Linked DNA regions of Homo sapiens: regions 1 and 3 are each linked to region 2. Evidence: read pairs that join two places in POLR2A ChIA-PET (ENCODE). Cell type or tissue: OCI-LY7. All regions are shown on one strand.

What was found. Peaks named below come from ENCODE experiments on the same cell type or tissue, not always from the same donor. Only the 100,000 strongest peaks of a DNase experiment are listed, where the experiment ranks them.
Region 1: POLR2A ChIA-PET joins it to region 2 with 14 read pairs; 2 of 35 experiments call an interaction of 5 or more read pairs at or near these places.
Region 3: POLR2A ChIA-PET joins it to region 2 with 19 read pairs; 2 of 35 experiments call an interaction of 5 or more read pairs at or near these places.

What each region holds. Positions count from the first base shown.
Region 1 is chr6:135,331,664-135,339,663 of GRCh38, forward strand. The region is part of intron 24 of AHI1 (Abelson helper integration site 1); the gene reads right to left. Among named protein-coding and RNA genes, the nearest start is that of MIR548A2, 97 kb to the left of the region's middle. In OCI-LY7, no CTCF peak of the experiment used is centred here; no DNase peak of the experiment used is centred here.
Region 2 is chr6:134,243,346-134,251,345 of GRCh38, forward strand. The region is part of intron 2 of SGK1 (serum/glucocorticoid regulated kinase 1); the gene reads right to left. Among named protein-coding and RNA genes, the nearest start is that of SGK1, 71 kb to the right of the region's middle. In OCI-LY7, no CTCF peak of the experiment used is centred here; a DNase peak (open chromatin) is centred at 4,076; H3K4me3 peaks cover 1,487 bases; H3K27ac peaks cover 3,698 bases.
Region 3 is chr6:134,059,213-134,067,212 of GRCh38, forward strand. No RefSeq gene overlaps it. Among named protein-coding and RNA genes, the nearest start is that of SLC2A12, 11 kb to the left of the region's middle. RefSeq lists enhancers at 1,148-1,812, 1,813-2,477. In OCI-LY7, CTCF peaks have their summits at 4,802 (motif pointing left), 5,001 and 6,690 (motif pointing left); DNase peaks (open chromatin) are centred at 4,799 and 6,699.

The sequences.
Region 1 (8,000 bases), 1.1 Mb after region 2:
CAATAATTGATGTTCGTAATACCTCCAAGTCATTCGACAAGCTAAGCACTGAATAAATTCACACGCTTGAGCACTTTTTCCTTCAGCCCTACTTCAATTGGGCCCATAATCATTTGGGAACTTCTCTGTGCCAGTCTAATAAGGCAATATGGCATCTGGATCCCACCACCTTCTTTATGCTTTCTCCTTGACTAACCTGATTTCAGACTCCGGGCTTCCAGAACTGTGAATGAATAAATGTCTTAGGTTTTAAGCCACCAAGTTTGTGGTAGTTTGCTACAACAGCCCTAGGAAACTAATAGACACGATTTTTACTTTGGTGAGTGCTGGATTTTCTTCTATTTCTTTAAAGAGTGTTGGACCTTGGTCTGGCATGCCATTACTTGATATCCGTTTTCAGGTTTAGGTTTTTTTTTTTTTTTTTCAGACGGAGTCTCACTCTGTCACCCAGGCTGGAGTGCAGTGGTGCAGTCTTGGCTCACTGCAACCTCCGTCTCCCGGGTTCAAGCGATTTTCCTGCCTCAGCCTCCTGAGTAGCTGGGATTACAGGCGTGCACCACTATGCCCAGCTAATTTTTGTATTTTTAGTAGAGATGGGGTTTCACCACGTTGGTCAGGCTGGTCTCGATCTCCTGACCTCGTGATCTGCCTGCCTCGGCTTCCAAAGTGTTGGGATTACAGGCGTAAGCCACCGCTCCTGGCCCAGGTTTAGGTTTTGATAGAGCATATTCAGAGAAGACTTTACTCTAGGGATAAATTAACCCCACTATCAAGGTGTGACCTTCCTGATGATTCTACCTGATGCCCCAGGTATATTGAATATTGAATAAAAATTACAAGCCATTGGACTAAGCTCCTGAACTAGGCCCCAACAGACCAGACTAACAATCAAAATGAAGTCACTCGTGCTGAAGTTCTATGTCATCAAACCAAAACTAACTTGTTAATTCACCTTCCAAGAAATTGGGAGAGAAAGAGAGCCAACTTCCCAAACAGGCCAGTTTAAATTTCCAACCAGTATGGTAATGAAGCTCCCTCTGTTTTAATCTTGACAACAAAAAGTAACCTGAAGTTAACCAGTTATTCTTCTGTTATTCTGTTTTCCTTTTCCTGATATACAAGGAAAGGAACTTTAAAAAACCAATCTGCTCTTTATTCTTTGTTTCTCCCCCCGTTCCTTCTCTGTCTATAAAACCAACTTCTTTTGCTCAGCTCACTGGAACATATATTCTATTTTATGGAATGAAATGCTGCCCCATTCTGGCAAATAAGCCAATTAAGATCTTTAAATGTATTATAATTTTGTCTTCTGACAGAAGGTTTATCATTCTGGCTATCAGAAATGCGAATTTTTGCCATCCTGTTGTTGTGTCTTCTACTCTCTGATGGTCCTTTTCTTACGAAGTTTTGCTCCACACATGTGCAGATCAGCACTCAGCCAAAGACTTCAGGGTACTCCTTAGGATTACTGGTACAATTATTACCATTTAATATAGAGCCAAATATAAAGTAATATTTTAGTAATTATTTAAAAAGTGAAATAAAATACGCTTTAAGAAAGTCTCATTTCTCAATAATGTCAAAGATAAAAAATATTTGTAGAAAACCAAATTTAACAATAAATCCTGAATTGTACAGAAGCACATTATTAAATATTAAAATGCTTCCTTTACTAATAGTGACACTAGGACTATATTTTATTTCATAAGAGGAATAAAGAAACATATAGCCCTATTTCTAGCATCATGTGGTAGAAACATACAGTCCCTTACCATTATATCCAGGGACAACCCTAAAGATATTTATAAAAAAGAAATCAAGGTCCTATTATTTTTAACTGATCTTATCTGGATAATAATAGATTAAGAAAACAAAGATAAAGAAAGTAAATAATTGCACACAGTTTATTGCCTCTGTATCAGATAAATGATCTGTTCCTATCTTGCTGTATAATGCAACGATAAGTGAAACTTAAAAACTTCAAACAAGCATTTGAAAGCATTTAATTCCAGATATCTTCTGATAAAATAATGACTAAAGGTGTTGGAAAGAATACCAAACTAGAAATCAAGAGAATGAGTTTCCAGTCCTGTGTAGGCCTCCAAGGTTTAAGTACTCAGATTATATATCTGTAAAATAAGAGGTCTAGACAAGATGATATATGGTATACCTTCCAGCTTTAAAATTTTACCAAACTAAGTACTCAATTATATCAAAAGAACAGCATTCATAGATTTTAAGGTAAATTGAAAATATTAATTTATTGGATAACATCATAGCTTTATTGTTTGTGATCACACATTAACTGAAAAAGCTTTTGTCTGATTGCTGCAATAATATATAGGAAAAGCCTCTTAGTAATATTAGACAACAATAACGATAAAGCATTTCCTCTGAATTCACCATTTGGAAATACTTTTCTTATTCTTTGACAAATAGGGATGACTTTCCAAGTTAGACTGAACTTGACCTTTGGGCTTCAAAAATAAAGCTACTTTACATGTGAAAGCTCATTTTTATATGATGGTGATATCATCTGAATGTTTGTGCCCCTCAAATTCATATGTTGAAACTTAATCATCGATGTGATGATGGGGCCTTTGGGAGGTGATTAGGTCATGAAGGCAGGAATGGAATTAAAGCCCTTACAAAAGAAACCCCAGAGAGCTTCCCTGCCCTTTCCACTTGTGAAGACACAGCATGATGATGTCATCTATGAACCAGGAAATGAGCCCTCATCAGACATCAAATCTGCCAGTCCCTTGAGCTTGGACTTCCCAGTCTCCAGAAATGTGAGAAATAAACTTCAGTCATTTATAAGTCACTCGGTCTATGGTATTTTGTTACAGCAGCCCAAACAGACTAAGACAATTGGTATGAATTAAACCTTTTCTTACTGCGAATCACAATTCACATACTTTATTATAAGAAATAATCGGTATTACATTGAAAAAGTTTCTAAAATAACATCTTTTTATTGGCTATTCCCTAAAAATAAATCAAGAGAATTCTGCAGACCTTTATACATTGGACTACAGATTTGTTAAGAGAAGAAAAAATCATAGTGTATTTTCATTTTCTTTCTTGGGAGGGATAATCTGCTCACTATAAAAAGAAAATTATGAATCACTGATTTAGATTAGGGTTCTCAAAACGTATTCCCCAGACCTGCAGCAGCAACATCACCTGGAAACTTGTTAGAAATGTAAATTCTTGGGCCCTATTCCAAATCAAGTGCATCATAAATTCTGGGGATGGCCCAGTAATCTGTGTTTTAGCAAGTCTTTCAGCAATTCTGATGTACCTAACGTTTAGTTAATACTTTATTTTACTGGTCTACTTTATAAGACATATATACTTATTTCTGCACATATCAAGTAGTAACTGAATGGGTAAGAAAGATAATTTAAAATATAAAGTCGAATCTTAGAATGTTACTGGCCAAACTTACGAAATTAACCTACTCTTGCTTTCTGAGTTATTAGCTTTACTTATCTTGCTTAGTTTCCCACATGTCACACTGAAATGCTCACTAGCTCCAGATTTGGTCAATTTAACATCTACTTTGTCATTTTTTTTCAACAATCTTATGCTCAAACTGCAACTAGGAGTATAGTATATAATTTTTAGGTTTCCTTACAATCTCTTAAAGATTAGCCAAATTTTAAAATAGAAAAATATGCAAACTTTAAAAATTGAATCTGTTCATCCAACAACAATCATCAGTTACCTATTATCAAATCTCTTACAGGCTAAGGAGAGAATAATGAATAAAAGAAATTTAAAAAAAAAAACCACTCTCAGAGAGCTTCCATTTTTTGGGATGTTACATTGTATTTGGTTTGGTATTCCTTTTCAAAAAAAAGGGTACCTCTAACATTTGTACAAGTTACTCTTCTGTTTTTCTACTTTTATGTTGCTAATAAATAGTACCAAGGTGCATGCAGATATATAATATTAAAATAATAATTTGTGCATGAATTATTTCAGAAAAGTATAATGAATTATTTTAAATTCTCTTAATGAACTGTAAGCTGTAAGCAAATGTAAAATTACTAGTAATAGACACAGACAATATTTTTAAATGAGAATAAATCCAAGTATTTGTAAATAACATCCTACTCATGATTTACAGATACAGTTTCATTAGTTATAAAACATTTTAGAAATATATAAACAGGACCGGCGTGGTGGCTCACGCCTGTAATCCCAACCTAGGTGGGTGGATCACCTGAGGTCAGGAGTTTGAGACCAGCCTGGCCAACATGGTGAAACCCCATCTCTACTAAAAATAGAAAAATTAGCTGGGCGTGGTGGAGCACGCCTGTAGTCCCAGCTACTCAGGAGGCTGAGGCAGGAGAATCACTTGAACCCAGGAGGCAGAGGTTGTAGTGAGCCAAGATCGCACCACTGCACTGCACCCTGGATGACTAGAGCGAAACTCCGTCTAAAAAAAAAAAAAAAAAAAAAAAATTCCATATTTATAAATACAGACATACACTACATAATAACATTTCAGTCAATGACGTACTGCATATATGACAGTGGTCCCATATGATAATGGAGCTGAAAAATTCCTATTGCCTTCTTACATTATAGCTGTCATAATGTCACAGCACAATTAATTTTTAAATAAATTTAGTGTAGCCTGGGCTGGGGGTGGTGGCTCACACTTGTAAATCCCAGCACTCTGGGAGGCTGAGGTGGGCGGATCGCTTGAGTCCAGGAGTTCGAGACAAGCCTAGACAACATGGTGAAACCCTGTCTCTACTAAAAATACAAAAATTAACCAGGCATGGTGATGCATGCCTGTAGTCCCAGCTACTTGGGAGGCTGAGGCAGGAGGATAGCTTGAGCCCTGGAAGTCGAGGCTGCAGTGAGCTGAGATCATGCCACTGCACTCCAGCCTAGATGACAAAGTGAGACCCTGCCTTTACAATAATCTCCTGTATCTTATGAGATATTCTGTTTCTTAAACATCTCATTTAGATGCTTTAATTTTATTCAACCAAGGTTTTAGAACTCATTAGCTCTAAAACAATCATACAGACCTCAGTTGGGTTTTCTCTCAGCATTGATGTTCATTTACTGTTACTATTAATCATCTGATACATTATAGACATGCCTGTGTATCTGTCTAGATATATTTAGGAATATAGGTATCTACCATTTACTTAATGCTTGCTATGTGTCAGGAAGGTGTTAACCATTTTATACTATACATATATGTGTGTGCACATATACACACACACATACACATATATTCATAACTACCCCATTTAGTATTTATCATGCCTTAGTTTCCTTAACTATAAACTAAAATAACTGTTATTTTTAAGTTACACAGTTTAGCAGAATAGAGATGTAAGCAAGTCTGCTTTTCTCCCACGTCTATGCTCTTCTTAATCACTAGACTTACATTATAAGCCCTCATGGAACCATGGGAACACAAACCTGCTTGGTTCACTGCTTGTCACTTTCCTTAAAATTATGCCAAAAAAAAAGGGTCTTAAAGACTTGGCATTTCTTTATTAATAATGAAGACACCTGAAGAAGATCAACAAAGTACTTTTCTTCATACTAATTTCTCACTCACAATTTGTTGAGGCCACCAAACAAGCAAGCTACATGGGAAATTGAAATTAGACCAAGGTGGCAGCATACATGTACCACATACACATATATGTATATATTAACATACATACATATGTACACATTAACATTTCTGTCCATTTGGTTACTGAAGTTGGTATTTAGGGTGCAGGAAATTACTAAAATGATAGAAGAAAGTTACTGTGGAAAGGCTGTGAAGAGGCCAAGTGCAGTGGCTCATGCCTGTAATCTCAGCACTTTGGGAGGTCAAGGAGGGAGGATCACCTGAGCCCAGGAGTTTGAGACCAACCTGGGCAACAAAGTGAGACCCCTATCTCTACAAAAAAATTAAAAAAATCAGCTAGGTGTGGTGGTGTGCATCTGCAGTCCCAGCTACTCAGGAGGCTGAGGTAGGAGGACTGCTTGAACCCAGGAGGTCAAGGCTGCAGTGAGCCGTGATGATGTTGCTACTGCACTCCAGCCTGGGTTACAGAGTGAGATTCTGTCTCAAAAAGAAAAAAAAAAAAAAAAGGCTGTGAAGAAATCTTGAGTACTAAAATTAAATGAGAAAGAGGATAGCCAGATATCAGTAATTAACTGCTTATTTTACTAAAATACCGAGGCTTATCTAATTCCAAAGTCAATCCAAATATTCTAGGAGAAGTTCGCGTACATGCATATGAGCATTTGGTTTATGGGGAAGAAGATAAGGATATAATAAGAGAAAGGATAATGAAGAAGCATAGTAGAAAACATCCCTGGCTGGGCGCGGTGGCTCACGCCTGTAATCCCAGCACTTTCGGAGGCCGAGGTGGGTGGATCACCTGAGGTCAGGAGTTCGAGACCAGCCTGGCCAACGTGGTGAAGCCCTGTCTCTACTAATAATACAAAAAAAATTAGCCGGCATGGTGGCGCACACCTGTAATCCCAGCTACTCGGGAAGCTGAGGCAGGAGAATCACTTGAACCTGGGAGGCGGAGGTTGCAGTGAGCTGAGATCGCACCACTGAACTCCAGCCTGGGTGACAAGGGTGAAACTCCATCTCAAAAAAAAAAAAAAAAAAAGAAAGAAAAAGAAAAGAGAAATATCCCTGCGTTAGCACGTTAGCATATAATTCTAATTGTGATACATAAGGAAATGTAGACAGTTGATTAGGGGACTCTAAAACTTATCAAAAAGCATTTTCAATGGCTAAATAGAAAGTAGCAAATAGAATCTTCAGAAACAAATGGAAAACTCTGAGCTTAAGGATAAATGAGTAAAGGGGAATCACTTCCAGAACAGTGAAGCAGTGAAATGGGCTCCTCCAACAATGCAAGAACACTGGGATTAACTGTCAAAATCAACTTTATCAGAACTCTGAAAACTAACTAAAGGCTTGCAATAATCTCAGGAGTGTGATTTTAAGAATAACAGCCAAATAACAGTAAAAACAGCAAGCTTTGTGGAATTTTAATTTTCTCTATTCTTATCATCCCCTTGCCAACTCCGTGGTATCCTTACAAGTCAACAATCTCACAACTATGGCTGCTGTGAAAACTAGCAGCCTAGCAGTTACTAGACAGGGCAGAATGGGTCTGGAGCACCTCTAAAACCCAATCGCAAAGAAATGTCACTTTATGACCTGTGTAGCAGCTCCCTGAAAAGCTCCATTCCCAGAGCTCATCTTTCCTTTTTTTTTTTTTTTTGAGACCCAGAGTCTCACTCTGTTGCCCAGACTGGAGCGCAGTGGTGCAATCTCGGCTCACTGCAACCTCTGCCTACCGGGTTCAAGTGATCCTCCTGCCTCAGCCTCCCAAGTAGCTGGGATTACAGATGCCCACCACCATGTCCCAGGGCTCATCTTTTTAAGATGTGACTCACAGCATGCTGTGAATGATTATATCCCTAGGGCATTTGTCAAAAGCAATTAATGGTAACTGTTTAACACTGCACCTGCCTTAGGTGGTGATATGAGTTAGGACTAGAGAAATTAATTTCCAGTTTGCCACATTATATAATCTCAAATATCCTCTTATCAAAAAATTACGAAACATGCAAGGAAAGAGGAAAGTATGTCTCCATATGGAGGCAAAATAGTTAACAGAATTGCTTCTGAGAAAGCCCAGATGTTGGACTTACTAGACAAATATTTTAAATACTATTATAAGTATGTTCAAAGACCTAAAGGAAACCTTGTCTAAAGAATTAAGAGAAAGTATACATGTACCTCACCAAACAAACAAACAAAAAATCAATATAGAGATATAATTTTAAAAAACAAGTGAAATTCTGCAGTTGAAAAGAACAATATTCACTAGAGGGACTCAATAGTAGGTATAAACTGGCAGAAGAATCAGTAAACTTGAAGATAAGTAAATTGAGATGATTTAGTCTGAGGAACAGAAGGAAAATAGAATGAACAAAAA
Region 2 (8,000 bases):
ATTTTTTATTTATTTATCTATTTATTTATTATTATTTGTTTTAGATGGAGTTTCCCTCTTGTTGCCCAGGCTGGAGTGCAATGGCACGATCTCGGTTCACTGCAACCTCCGCCTCCTGGGTTCAAGCGATTCCCCTGCCTCAGCCTCCTAAGTAGCTGGGATTACAGGCATGTGGCAACATGCTCGGCTAAGTTTGTATTTTCAGTAGAGACGGGGTTTCTCCATGTTGGTCAGGCTGGTCTCGAACTCCTGGCCTCAGGTGATCTGCTTGCCTTGGCCTCCGAAAGTGCTGGGATTACAGGCACGAGCCACCGCGCCCGGCCATAACGTGCAGTTTTAAAGTATTATCCTTGATGAAATTAAATTGTTACCAATTTTCCAACCTGCATGATTCATTAACTCTGCACTAATGAATTATACTGCCTGACTTATTCCCAGGAAGCTCTAGATGTTGCTCATCAATCTATGGATAATTGTTGTTTGTGGTTTTTAAGCTCCATTGCATTTTTATCTATATAGATGGAGAATTAAGTCTTGATGTGACAAAGTTGAAAAATAATAAAACCAAAGTTCAGAAAACTCTAAACAATAGTTTTATTTATTTATTTTAATAATATTCATTTATTTATTTTATTTATTTTTAAAATTATACTTCAAGTCCTGGGATACATGTGCAGAACATGCAGGTTTGTTACACAGGCATACACATGCCATGGTGATTTGCTGCACCCATCAACCCATCATCTACATTAGGTATTTCTCCTAATGCCATCCCTCCCACCCCACCCCCTGACAGGCCCTGGTGTGTGATGTTCCTCTCCCTGTACCCATATGTTCTCATTGTTCAACTACCATTTATGAGTGAGAACATGCAGTGTTTGGTTTTCTGTTCCTGTGTTAGTTTGCTGAGAATGATCATTTCTAGCTTCATCCATGTCCCTGCAAAGGATAAGAACTCCTTTTTTTATGGCTGCATAGTATTCCATGATGTATATGTGCCACATTTTCTTTATCCAGTCTAACATTGATGGGCATTTGGGTTGGTTCCAAGTCTTTGCTATTGTGAATAGTGCTGCAATAAACCTATGTGTGCACGTGTCTTTATAGTAGAATGATTTATAATCCTTTGGGTATAAAGGATTGGGAAAAGCATAGTATCTGGGCTGGATAGCACCGTCCCTCACGGCATAGTCCCTCATGGCTTCCCTTGGCTACGGGAGAGAGTTCCCCGACCCCCTTGCACTTCCCGGGTAAGGCAACGCCCCCCACCTGCTTCTGCTCGCCCTCCATGGGCTGCATCCACTGTCTAACCAGTACCAGTGAGATGAACCAGGTACCTCAGTTGGAAATGCAGAAATCACTCGCCTTCTGCATTGGTCTTGCTGGGAGCTGCAGACCAGAGCTGTTCCTATTCGGCCATCTTGCCCGGGAATCTTATTTATTTTTTGAGATGGAGTTTCACTCTTGTTGCCCAGGCTGGAGTGCAATGGCGCAATCTTGGCTCACTGCAACCTCTGCCTCCCAGGTTCAAGTGATTCTCCTGCCTCAGCCCCCTGAGTGGCTAGGATTACAGGCACCCACCACCATGCCCAGCTAATTTTTGTATTTTTAGTAGAGACGGGGTTTCGCCATGTTGGCCAGGCTGGTCTTGAACTCCTGACCTCAGGTGATCCACCCGCCTTGGCCTCCCAAAGTGCTGGGATTACAGGCGTGAGCCACCATGCCCTGCCTTAAACAATAGTTTTAAAAACCTCTAGGACCTGTAGTTTGTTTTTTGTTTAGAGATGAGGTCTTGCTATGTTGCCCATGCTGGTCTGGAACTCCTGTACTCAAGGGATCCTCTTGCCTCAGAATATCGTGGACTAAAGGTGTGAGGCACCATGCCAAGCCCTGTGGTTTATTTACACTGTAGGCTGTAATAGTTTAGCTTTCCAGGCAGTGACTATGTCTTAGAATTAAAGATAAAGACAGTTGCTTGAGATGCCTTAGAGAGGGCTGCAGTTCAATGGGAGAAAATGCCAGAATTATTTTTCTGTGAGAATATTTCAGGTTACAGTCTAGATTAGACAAATAGCATCTTTAAGGTTTTGTCAACAATAGATATTCAGGGGAAATAAAACCTTCAGAATCAGGGCTAAAAATCTAAAAATTCTGTCCTAGAGAAGGGCAAACTTGAAGATTTTTACTTCACTTTTCCTGCTAGTTTAGCTAAAGAAATATGAAAATGGGCTGGGCATGGTGGCTAATGCCTGTTATCCCAGTGCTTTGGGAGGCCAAAGTGGGTGGATTATTGAGCCCAGGATTTTGGGACCAGCCTGGGCAACATAGCGTAGACCTTGTCTCTACAAAAAATATTTAAAAATGGCCAGGACTAGTGGCTCATGCCTATAATCCCAGAACTTTGGGAGGTTGAGGCAAGTGGATAGCTTGAGCCCAGGAGTTCCAGACCAGCCCAGGCAACATAGTGAGACCTCATCTGTATCAAAAGAAGGTAAAAGAAATACAAAAACAAGTCTTAACAACTAAGCAAAGAAATAAGTACCTTGACTTGTTCTCACTTGTTCTATAAGAGTTACACTGGCACAAGCTCATCTAATGATGTAGTTGCTTTGAAATCTCTACTTCCTTTTTTACTTCTTTTTGCTGAACAAAAATATTTAATGAACAGGCTTGGATTAATAAGTTTGGTGATGGTGTCCAATGAACACAAATGACCACGTAAAGGGTAGTAGTAGATTGGACACCTTATACATAGTTCAGAATCATCATATGATCTTCATGGTTGAGGCTTGTTTCTTTTCTTTTTTTTCTTTTTTTTTTGAGATGGAGTTTCACTCTTGTTGCCCAGGCTGGAGTACAATAGCACTATCTCGGCTCACTGCAACCTCTGCCTCCCAGGTTCAAGTGATTCTCCTGCCGCAGCCTCCCAAGTAGCTGGGATTACAGGCATGTGCCACCCCGCCTGGCTAATTTTTGTATTTTTTTTTTTTTAGTAGAGAAGGGGTTTCACCATGTTGTTAGGGCTGGTCTCGAACTCCTGACCTCAGGTGATCTGCCCACCTCAACCTCCCAAAGTGCTGGGATTACAGGTGTGAACCACCACACCTGGCCCTTGTTTGATTCCTTTTAGGCTTGGGAAAAAAGGGTGAAGATGGGGGAGGACAGAAGCAGAGATAAACGAAGTAAATGTTCATACATTCTCTCACTTGAACCTCTCAGCAACCCTGTTAAGTTTGTATTTGTATTTGTATTTATTTATTTATTTGACACAGAGTCTTGCTCTATACCCCAGGCTGGAGTGCAGTGGTGTGATCTCGGCTCACTGCAAACTCCACCTACCGGGTTCAAGCAATTCTCCTGCCTCAGCCTCCTGAGTAGCTGGGATTACAGGTGCCTGCCACCACACCCAGCTAATTTTTGTATTTTTAGTAGAGACAGGGTTTCGCCATGTTGGCTAGGCTGGTCTCAAACTCCTGACCTCAGGTGACCCACTCGCCTCCAACTCCCTAAGTGCTGGGAGCCACTGTGCCTGGCCAAGTTCGTATTATGATTCATTTTATAAATGGGAAACTTAAAGACACAGCTGGCAAATGTCAAAGCTGGACTTTGAACTAAGATCTAACACCAAAACCATGCTTGATGCATAGTAGGGCCAGTGATTTATTTTTTTTTTTAATATTAGGTAATAGCAAGTAATATGCCCAGAGACATGATGGGCTGACAAAGTATTGACGGGTCTTGTTCTTACTGTCCCTTCTATGCCCCAGTGCTCAACTTCCCCTTAACCCATTCCTTATCCTTCCCCACCACCATTCCACCCCCAATAAAGTCACCCAAGACAGGAAAAATTGTTAACTATTTTCAGAATACTTTGGTAAAGTTGAGGAAGGGGAAGGAAACAAAGTCTTCCAGAGCAGAGGGGGAAAATCCCTCTTTTGATGAAACATCCTGTGTAGCAACTGTGAAGCCTGGATTTCCCCAGGATGAGGTTAGAGTAGCAGGCTGCTGCTTGTCACATGGCCTCAGTTCAAAGTCACACCTGTGGGGGCCTCCCGTAAAATTTACCTATATATGGCCCTCCACAAAGCCACAAACACAGAACTCAAAATGGCATTCACCACTTCTGAGATGCTGAACAGGAAGGAATAGCACTGTTTTTACAAATTAAGTGCACAGTATATGTCACAAGGAGGAAATAAACCCTATGAGTTTGAACTTGCACATCCTCTCAATACTGAAAGATTAATTTTGGTGGCTGAGGTTAATAATACGGTTATTCGTGTTTGGATATGAATGTAACTCGACCGATTGGGAAAGCAGGTGCTAGATTGATGTACCATGCCTGAGACCCATGAGTCATTGTCACTGATTTACAAGCTGGCCTTGCCATGAAAATGGAAGCCAGAGCCAACTCTATGTCATACAATTTATGCCATTCACTAAAATTATAGATAATTTCAGCCTGTGCATTTGCAAAACAGTCTATGCCATTTTTGCTTTAAACATCTTTTGTACTTGGTCTCTCTGACTTGTCTAAATAAGTATTATCATTCATAATAACCATTACCAATCCATTATGCAACATCATGAAAATATATACAGCTTTTAGATTTAATCCATGAAATAAAGCCTATGACTTCTGCTTGCATCTTTGATAAACGGCCAAGTTCTCACAGCTGTTATGATTTCAATTATGAAGAAAATTGGAACTTTTGCATTCTTCAGTGGCTAAAAATCACTCAGAAAAAAACACTTGTTCACATAAGCTATTTTTTTCCCTCGTGTGTATCATGAGCCTTGGGTCTGATTAGTGTAGTTGATTAAAGCAATGTGCCAAAAGGCAAAGGGCCCTTGTTAAAGCCCAAGGAAGGTCAGCTAGATTAACTTCCCAAGTTTACTGAAAATCTGTTCTATTAGTAGTCTTCAGCCAAATTAGGCAAGGGAGTACAAACAGATCAGTACAAATCCAGTCTTTAATGCTAGCAAAATGTAGCTCAAACCACAGTTAACATTGATACAAGGTCAATAATGTCATCTTCCCATACAGAGACAGATGACACACATGCAGAAGCATCTTAGAAACACCTGCTCTCCTCCGCCTTTTTTTTTTTTTTTTTTTTTTTTTAGATGGAGAGTCCCTCTGTCGCCCAGGCTGGAGTACAGTAGTGAAATCCCAGCTCACTGCAACCTGGGCCTCCTGGGTTCAAGTGGTTCTCCTGCCTCAGCCTCCCCAGTAGCTGGGATTACAGTCATGTGCCACGACGCCCAGATAGTTTTTATATTTTTAGTAGAGACAGGGTTTCACCATGTTGGCCAGGCTGGTCTCAAACTACCTGCCTCGGCCTTATTTACAGGTTTTGTCTCCTCATATACAACCAATCTCAACATAGAGAACTCCCTAACTCTGATCCAGGTAGGCTCTCCCTCATCAAGAGATTAAGAGTTCTGAAGTTAAATGAACTACAAAATGAACTACAGTTTATAATCCATTGCCTCACATCCAAAGTGCTTCCTCTCCCTTTCTTTTTATCCCCCTCTCCCTTCAACTACTATTCTCTGAAGCTTTTCAGTTCTCTCAAATCTTAATTTTATTTTTTTCCTCCACAAGAACAAACTTGGTAAATAACCAAGATTGTTCGTGGTTTCAGGCTCCTCTTTTTAATCATTTTTCTCATGTCAGTAATGAGAGCTCCTGAGTTAATATTATGCTTTCCCAAACCTGGAATCCTCGTCTTTTTTGCAGAAGAAGAATCAAGCGTATTGTACGAAATCTCAAGCATATTTATCCTTAACAAGGTCAAAGTCAGAAACCTTAATCCAAAACCATAAACCTCCTGCAGAAAAAATCTCTGGAATTCAACTCTCTCTCGTCTATTCTTTATTCCTACTGATACCACTTTTGTGATTGAAACATGAAACAGATCCTCATCTCCTGAAGATGATATATAGAAATTGTTTTAAATGCCTTGTGAAAACCCTTAATAACCCGAATTCTGTTCCCCAGTTGAGCTATATTTTCCTTGCTCCAAATTTACCATGTCATTCCAGGCCTCCAGGCCTTTGGTTATTTGTCCCATCTGTCTGGGCTTCTCTTCCCCGCCCTTCCTTACCTTACTAACTTACTCATCCTTCACTTCTTAGCTTAGATTTCTCTTCTGCTGAGAAGCCTTCACTGGCCCCTACATCGTCAGCTATGGGAACCCTCTTATGTGTAGTCTCTATCTCCCCCTCTTCTAGCACTTGTCACAGTGTGTTGTAACTGCGTGGTTGCTTGGATTTTCCCCCTGTCCTGGAAACACAGCCTAGGGTGCTTACTGCCAAGCTTATGATAGAAACTCTCAATAAACACCAGCTGAGAGAATAAACCAAGGCTTTGCTGTGTGCTGGGAGAGGATTCAGCATTCTGGTATCCGTAACCCTGTTACATAGGTGGTCACTACCTGAAAGGTCTGCTTTCATGCTGGTGTCAGATTTGCTTGTTTTAAAAATAACTCAGGGCTGCTGATACATGCAATTCTAAGCCAAGAAGAGAACCGTAATGGTCATCAATTTCTTTCTTTCTTTTTTGTTACCACCAAGTTAATGCATTTAACGTTTTCTAATCTACAAAGACCTATAACCTCTGCTCCCCACGTTACTTAACTAGAGAGCTACCTATCTGCTACTCATCAAACCCAGCCAGAGATGCCAAGTTCCTGAATTTTTTTTCTCACATAGAAATCTAGATGAATCCCCTGAAATGGTCATTTTAAAATCAAGTCAAAAGGAAAACAACAGGAAATACTCACTAGAGTAAAAGAGAAAAGTGAATCGAGGACAGACTTGTGTATTTACAACTCTCAAGGCCAATGAACATTGGAAAAGCAAACTAAAATGATAGATAGCAAGCTGTGGAATTTGGCTTGACCTTAAAGAGGATTTTAATATGCTCTTATATCACTGTCTGCTACTCAAGGTCGATAAGAAAAGCGTGGTTTTCTTACGGAACAGAGCTGAGTCACTTATATAATACCAGTGCATTTCAGTTGATTGTGATGATTTTTTCAAGAGATGATGTCACACAAATTGAGTTTTGCTTGAATCTTGCCTAAAAATAGTTTGATTTATTTACTAGGTCAAAAAGACAAGGGGATCTAACATCAATGACAAGTAAAAATAGAAAGATTTATTTATCCTGAACACTATGGACAAATGTGTGTCTCAGCACATTTAGGTGTTTATCCAAGGCTCTTTGTGTAAGTAGAATGAACCAGAAGCAATTTACTATATGTGAATAAGAAATATCAAGGTGATATTAATGGTTTGTATTTCCCTTTTCTGTAGAAGATTTGTAAGAAGAGTCTTTTCAGGTCCCCAAAGGTAAACTTTAGGATTAAATTATATGGTTTTAAGAAATTATCACTAAATCTTTCCCCCATTTTTTTTAACCCTTAAACATTTTTGTTTGAAACAGGGTCTCACTCTGTTGTTCAGGCTGCAGTGCAGTGGCAAGATCATGGCTCACTGCAGACTTGACCTCCTGGGCTCAAGCTGTCCTGCCTCAGCCTCTCAGGTAGCTGGGACTATAGGTGTGCACTACTATACACGGCTAATTTATTTCATCGTATTTTTTGTAGAGACAGGGTCTCACTATGTTGCCCAGGCTAGTTTTGGGTTCCTGGGCTCAAGCAATCATCCTGCCTTGGGCTCCCAAAGTTCTGGGATTACAGGTGTGAGCCATTGCACCCAGCCCTTAGAATCTTCATATTTTTGTTTAATTTGTTCTTTGTAGAGTAGTTTTCACTACAGGGATGTTACTTGGTAAATTAAATTCTATCATTTCAATTAACAACCCAAGAAAAATATATGTATAATGATAAACTTTGAGGAAAAAGAGAAATAACTGCAAAAAAAATGAATTGGCATGCAGTTAAACTTTGCTTATCCCTTAAATTTTGTTCCTGCTTATAGATTTTTAGTAGTTCATACAAAGTCTTCTTTTAAAATTTTAAAAGTCTCAA
Region 3 (8,000 bases), 180 kb before region 2:
AAAAAATACAAAAATTAGCTAGGCATGGTGGCACATGTCTGTAGTCCCAGCTGCTTGGGAGGCTGAGGTAGGATTGCCTGAGCCTGGGAGGCAGAGTTTTCAGTGAGCTGAGCTCATGCCACTGAGCTGAGATCACACCACTGTACCTCAGCCTGGGTGGCAGAGCTAGATAGACCCTGTCTAAATTTTTTAAAAATTGTAATTTATCAAAATAAATATTCACCTTTTTTTTTTTTTTTTTTTGAGACAGAGTCTCACTCTGTCGCCCAGGCTGGAGTGCAGTGGTGTAATCTTGGCTTACTGCCAGCTCCCAGGTTCACGCCATTTTCCTGCCTCAGCCTCCCAAGTAGCTGGGACTGCAGTCACCCGCCACCATGCCCGGCCAAATTTTTGTATTTTTAGTAGAGACAGGGTTTCACCATGTTAGCCAGGATGGTCTCGATCTCCTGACCTCGTGATCCGCCCGCCTCGGCCTCCCAAAAAGCTGGGATTACAGGTGTGAGCCACTGCACCTGGCCTGTATTCTTATTTTTTAAAACAGAGCCCCCAAATTTTATAAACATCAGGCCCCACAAAACTTGGTTCTGCCCCTATGAATATGTTGGAGAAGTATAGTTCTTTCCAGATGACCATGTTTACTAAAAACCTTGTACCTCCATTCAGTCCTCCTCATCCCCATTACCACCCTCTAAATCCGGGCCACCTTATAATCTCCCACGGGAAGAGCTGCAATAGCCTCTAACAGGTCTTCCTGTGGGCATTCTTGCTTTCCTAAGCCCATTCTCCACAGTGGTGCCAAGATTTTTTCTAAAATCTAAATACTTAAATGGCTTTCAGTTGTTTTAAACTTTTCTCCAACTTCTAGTTGTTCTTAGGGTTGATCTAAATTTCTTCATGAGGCTTAAAATGCCCCACAGGGTCTTGCATGGGCTGATCCCTCCAGGTCCATCTCTTGCCACTTCCTGACTCGACCTCTGCAATCTGGTCCCATCATGAACTATATGGTGGAGATGCCAATCATCGCCTCCTTGACCTGATATTCTTTTAGACAGTCTTGTCTCACACTTTATTGTGGTTCCCATCTCCCCACCCGCTCCTGTCCCCCACCAGCCTCCAGCAAAATTAAATTAACCAGGAGTAGATGTCTCATGCTCAGGGAGCCGATAGGACAGGCTAGGGTCCTCTCTTTCAGATCCTTTTTCTCTCTGATTAGGTTAGGGGTTGTTATATCAATTGTAGTTCAGTGCAGGAACTTCAAGTAGGAAGAAATTTAGCACAGAGAATTGGGTGCTTATATTTTCACTGGAAAGCCTGAAAGATTCCAAGCATTCAGGAATGACTCCCAGAATAATACAGAGCTGACTCATCAGCTGGGCTCCTACATCTGAGCTGCCCAATGGAGCCATGAGTTCAGGAATGCATTGTTTAAACCCAGAGAGCAGACCATTTCTGCTCCCATACCTGCATTCTCTAGGAAGCTATAGATACTGGAATGTCACCTCAGGAAAATCTCGTATCTGCCTGATTCCCTAGGATAGCAGAAACTCCCCAAAGAGGAAAACAAAAAGAAAACAAACACACTCCCTTCATATTCATCTTCGTGCAGGTGCATCTAACTGATATCTACACCCCTACTGCAAGGAAACCTGGGAAATGTAGCTTTCTAATCAATCTCTCCAGTGGGAGGGAAGGCAGGATGGAAGTTGAGAGGGCCACGCTGCTGTATCCGGCATCATAGTGAATGTTTGTGTCAATAGATCATATGAGCTGGGGCTTCAGGTCTGGGCCCTAGCAGGCCAAAGCTGAAGTTGTAATAGCAGGAGCAAAAGGGACATGCATAATAAAAGAAGCGTGAGTGCTGGACAATGGAAACTCACAGAATGAAGCAGAAGCAGGACTCTATGGCCCCACGACAAGGGTCTTGGCTTTGGGTTTTCTGTGAGGCCTAGCTGTGGTGTTTTTTGTTTGTTTGTTTTTTGACGAAGTTTCACTCTTGTTGCCCAGGCTGGAGTGCAATGGCGGAATCTCAGCTCACTGCAACCCCTGCGTCTGGGATTCAAGCAATTCTTCTGCCTCAGCCTCCCAAGTAGCTGGGATTACAGGTGCCCACCACCGCATCCACACCTGGCTAATTTTTTGTATTTTTAATAGAGACGGGGTTTCACCATGTTGGCCAGGCTGGTCTCGAACTCCTGACCTCAGGTGATTCACCCATCTCGGCCTCCCAGAATGCTAAGACTACAGGCATAAGCCACCACATCCGGCCCTGGCTGTGTTTTACACTTGCCCTTCTATGCTGAGGGACTGACTGATATCCTCTTTTCTATCCCCGCTCACTCCCTATCCATCCCCATTTGCAAGGCACTTCTGTCTTCTCTGACCTTCCCTCCCCCGGGGCTGGGCCAAGTGCTCTCCTCTCTGCTCCCAGGGCACATATTGCTCTCACAGACGGAGCATTAAACAGAGAGTGCTGTGATAATTCACTAATCTGTTTTCCCTATTAGTGTGTCAACACCATGAGCACAAGGTCGTGATCACCTTGTTCATACTCCTTCAGAGTTTGGCATGGTGTCTGAAACCTTGAGTTGCTCACTAAATATGTATTTAAAGAAATCCAGGAGAAAAGGAGGAAGAAGAAAAGGGTATACACAATCAAACTTCTGATCAACCTTATGTTGTTTCATTGCAGCATCCTTTTGAAAGTAGGTTCTAGGCCTAGTCTTGGTTCTAATTCTGGCTGTACCACTTACAAGCTCTAGAACCTCTTTAATGCCTCAGTTTCCTTTTTTCTAATAGATAAGGACAACAATAGCAGCCATCTCATAAGCTTCTTGTGATGATTAAATGAATTAATATATAGAAAGTAATTAGAACAGTATCTGACCATAGTCATCTGCAATAAATGATAGCTGTTGCTGCATCCAAGGGACTCCATAGAAGTATATAGTAATAATAGAAAAAATGCTGGGACAGGGCACAGTGGCTCACACCTGTAATCCCAGCATTTTAGGAGGTTGAGGTAAGTGGATCACTTGAGCCCAGGAGTTCAAGATCAGCCTGGACAACATAGTGAAACCCCATCTCTACAAAAAATACAAAAATTAGCCAGTTGTGGTGGTGCATGCCTGTATTTCCAGCTACTCAGGAGGCTGAGGTGGGAGGATCACTTGAGCCTGGGAGACAGAGGTTGCAGTGAGCCGAGATTGCACCACTGCACTCCAGCCTGGGCAACAGAGTGAGACCCTGTGTCAAAAAAAAAAAAAAAAAAAAGAGAAAGAGAAAAAATATTGGTTCAGGAGTAAGAGAATATAAATTCTAATGTTGGAACTTTATTATCCATGACTTTGGGCAAGTCTTATAATCCCTTTAGGTCCAGTTTCATCATCTCTAACACAGGGAGACATATACTTGCCTCATACAAAGCTGTCAACTGCTTGCCCAGAAGCAAAGCTTTCTCCTCTTGGCAATATTCCTGTAATTTTTTTATCAGGGTCAGGGCAGGGGGGATTGCATATTGCATGCGGATTTGATGTACTTGTCAATTAATGTTTACCACTCTCTACCTGCAATGACAATTAGATACTCTATCCCTAAAATGTTAGTCTTGAGAGGTAGCATTAGACTACACCCGAATAGAACAGCCATTCCCAATGGCAGAACTCAAAAAAGACCATCTATTTATCAGTTTCTATGTCATGTTTCTCCTGAGCTATTCTGTTTTTTCCCCGAGACAGTTCTTCTTATTTCAGTTCTATGAACCAAAGGCCAAGCAACAAATTCATTTTTAGCTAGTGTTACCCAGAGTGCAAAGATTCCCTAACATAAACTCTCTCAAAGGATTTTAGTTAAGAGAAAATCAGTTGAAGTATTTGAAAACATCTTAAAAACTATTAAGGTGCTATATAAATATGAACCGTTCACCAAGGCAACAGCAACAGCAACTGTAGAAGAGAATCAAGTTAATGCTTAGTCCATTTGTTTATCCATTCAAACCATGCTCTCCCTTTCTAAATAAGGATAGAAGCAGCATATGACAGGAGACTGGCAACTGAAACAGTGGTGAAAAACCAGAAAGGTCCAGGCATCTCTAGTTACAATAGCATGGCCTGACTCAGCATTTCATAGAGGCCCATACACAACTGGAGCCCCCTGGTGAGATCTTTTAACTCCCAGGTGAAAATCTGGGGGCTGCCCTTACCTCCCAGGAGTGGTGAGATAGCTGCCAGGAGAAGAAAGTGCAAGTGTAAAGGATTGAGGTATATTTCCATTCTTCAAGCTCCATCTTCAGAGAGGCTACTCCATGAAATGGCATTTGTCAAAGTTGCGATCCTTCTCTCCCTGTTGGGAAAGAGAGCCGATACTGGAAAGCTGAGAGAATCAGCTTCAGCATGAAAATAGGACGGGACTTGCTAGGACAGAGCTTCCAAACTCATCTTCTGCAGAGCTTGTATGACCACTGAGATGTTAATAGATATTCTGTGGAATTAAAAAATGAGGAGGCTGTTTCATCATTCAAAAAGTTTTGAGAAATTCTTCACATTATATGCTGTTCTCAGGACATAAAAAAAGTTTCATGTCTAAGAAATTTTGCTGTATACATGTGTAAACAGTTTTAGCGTAGATTTCCTCGCACTTTTAAATTTTGGATTCTTAATTTCCCTGTCCCCCCTGCCCCCCCCCCAAAAAAAACCTGCTAACGTTTAAACGAACACAGTTTGGGAAATCTGCGTTAAGTCCTTCGTGGGAGTGGGGTTGCTCAGCTCACAGTAGGCCACGAACCTGAATTTTCTCTTGTCTGCTGCCCCCTTTTGATAGATGGAGGGAAGAGCAGGCTTCCAGTGCAATGGACAGAAGAGGGAGCCTGCAAGTTGGTAACAGAGTCTATTAGGGAAAGAGAGAGTCACTTGAATCCTCAGAGCTGCTCCTGTCAACTGCTTTGTGCAGTTTTTGTGACTTATTAGCTGCTTGTTTGCACTCTATCTACGCCTGCCCAGGTGTGTTTGGGCCCTAGAGCGAAGGGAGCACAGGCGTTCATTTAGAAACTTATCCCTCCGTCCAAATATTGGATGCTTACCATGTGCCTGGTGCAATGCAGGGTGATACAAAGAGGAAGATAAGTGAGGCATTCTTATCGAAGGACCAGACACTCTTCCAGCCTGACTATATTCATTACACTCGTGCCTGACCTTTCTTTGACTCTAAGATTCTTCCTTTCTAAATGTGAATCTTAAAGACTGAAGTCTTTGATCTAAGACTGCTTTCTTATCACATCACATCCAACAACCAACTTTTCACAGCTTCCCAGATCCCAAATTCTGTTTAGCAAGGACACTTGGATTTTTTTGTTTTTTGTTATAAATGACCTCTTCAGGTTCATATTTTCACTATGTCCAGAATTCTTATTTTATTCTGTTTTGTGCTGACATTGGAGGCAGAGTCTGTGTCACAGAATACACCACTAGGGGTTACCCTGGACATGGAAGGGTATTCACTCGGGGAAGAAATTTTAATGGAATTTTTAATATCTAGAGCTGTCATTATCCTGTGATGGTTCACAAGAAATGGAACACTTAAAAATTTCTACAGAAAAAAAGGAAAATGTCATGAGGCAGTTTTTAGTACTTCCATCCCTTTCCTGGCTGCTCTAACTTTACAGGTACTTGTAAGTGGCAATTAAGCACTTTTTCCTAATTCCAGAGTCTTGCCCCACTTCAGAGCAACATAGAGTGGCCTAGACAGGCTGAGGTACTTTGCCGCTTCAGTCATCATTAATCTATGGTATTTACTGATGAGAAGTAAAGTGGTAGAAGAAAAAAAAATTTTCTGTTATCCTGGGCACTTGGAAATGAATGTATTCTCACAATCTGTTCTCAAAACAACTTACTGATTCTGGGGTTCTGGAAGCTCTGATGTGCAGGTGAGCCTTTTAAATTCCTCACTGTTGGAGCTCCTATCTAGGACTCACTGGCTGGATGAAAACGGTTCTTTTTATTGCTTTCTGAATGTCTGCTAGACAGGCGTAAGCAACACCTTATATCTGCCTTCTGAAAAAGGTAAAAGAACTGGGACCCATCCACCATGCTGGACAGCTCGGCAGTGGCAGTGGCCTCCCCCAGACCCTGTTCCGAGTGCTCCACCAACAAACTCACCAGCAGTCAGAGTCTAGCCTCTCCCCAAACTTCACCTTCATCACAATTCATTTTAAGCCCTTCCACAACCCAATCAACTCTAGATCTACTTAATGGATAATAATTTGATCTCATGCAAACTGCACTTTCCTCTTCTCAGAATGATCCTTCTACCCCTTAATTAAACATTTGAGAGTGAAAGAAGAGAAAATTCGGGTTCAAAGATTGGTAAGTCTAAGAAACCTAAGGAAAAGGAGTTAGTAAACATGTTAATCAAAGAGTGAGCACTTTTCGGAAGCGCAACATTCAGATACCTTTCTTGATTGGATTCCAGAAGACTATTTCTGGGAAGAGGAGATTTGCATTTTTCTAAAGTCTTCTACCCACAGCCTAACCACCCTAGGGCTTTGAAATATTTTTTTTCTGATGTGCAGTCATAATTGAATAAATAAAATGATTCCTGATCATTTCTTCTCTTCAGCTTTATAATGACATCACTAGGAATCACAACATGTAAGGATTGAAAGTGACCTCAGAGACTCTAGTTCAGCGCCCCCTTTTGACAGGTAGAGAAATTGAGCCCCCTCCATGGTTAAGTGGTTGGCCACATGGTGACTTACTCAGTGGCTTTAGTTTACAAAGCAAACCGCTAATTATTAGGTAGTAGAATTACTACTTTCATGTTATCTTTAATTTTTAAAATTATCAAAAAACATTAGTTAAGTCTGTATCACTGGTGCTGCAGAACCTGAACAGGTGCTGCTGTGGCCTGGGCCCTACAGATGCAATTCTCACATTGCCCCACCCTGAGAAAGGACCGACAAGGGAATCTGCTTGTCCAAGTTCGAGGGGTTGGTGAAGAATAGGACAAAGGCCGGGCACGGTGGCTCACGCCTGTAATCCCAGCACTTTCAAAAGCCTAAGTGGGCGGATCACCTGAGGTCAGGAGTTCAATACCAGCCTGGCCAACATGGTGAAACTCTGTCTCTACTAAAAATACAAAATTAACCAGGAGTGGTGACACACACCTGTAGATCCACCTACTCGGAGGGCTGAGACAGAAGAATCGCTTGTACCCGGGAGGCGGAGGCTGAAGTGAGCCGAGATCATGCCACTGCACTCCAGACTGGGTGAGACAGAGCGAGACTCCATCTCAAAAAAAAAAAAAAAATAGGACAAAGATGAGTATCAAACACCACTAAATATAAAATATAATCTTATCATTCCTTATCCTCAATGATACTTTCCATTTTTTTCTGTACATGGCAAAACATTTATACACCATAGTAGGCAGTTAAAAATGTATAGTATATTCACATTTGCCACCATCAGGGAACTAGATAATGAGTTAATTTTTTGATGACCACTCTGAAATTTTATTTTAACTATTCTAATTAATATGCCTTAGTTAACATATGGTAGGAACCAGAATGAATATCTTCTGGATTACTCTGAGTAGTGAGTATATTGTGTTGTCATACAATGATGTCCTGAAGAGTAACTGATGTGTCAAATACAGTCACCTTTGCTCCTTCTCTCAGTTGCTTCTGGCTGATGGTCCTTGTGATGGTTAATATTGCATGTCAACTTGATTGGATTGAAGGATACAAAGTATTGATCCTGGGTGTGTCTGTGAGGGTGTCGCCAAAGGAGAGAAACATTTGAGTCAGTGGGCTGGGAAAGGCAGACCCACCCTTAATCTGGGTGAGCACAATCCAATCAGCTGCCAATGCAGCAAGAATATAAGCAAGCAGAAAAATGTGAAAAGAGAGACTGGCCTAGCCTCCCAGCCTACATCTTTCTCCCATGCTGGATGCTTCCTGCCCTCAAACGTTGGACTCCAGTCTTTAGTTTTGGAACTTGGATTGGCTC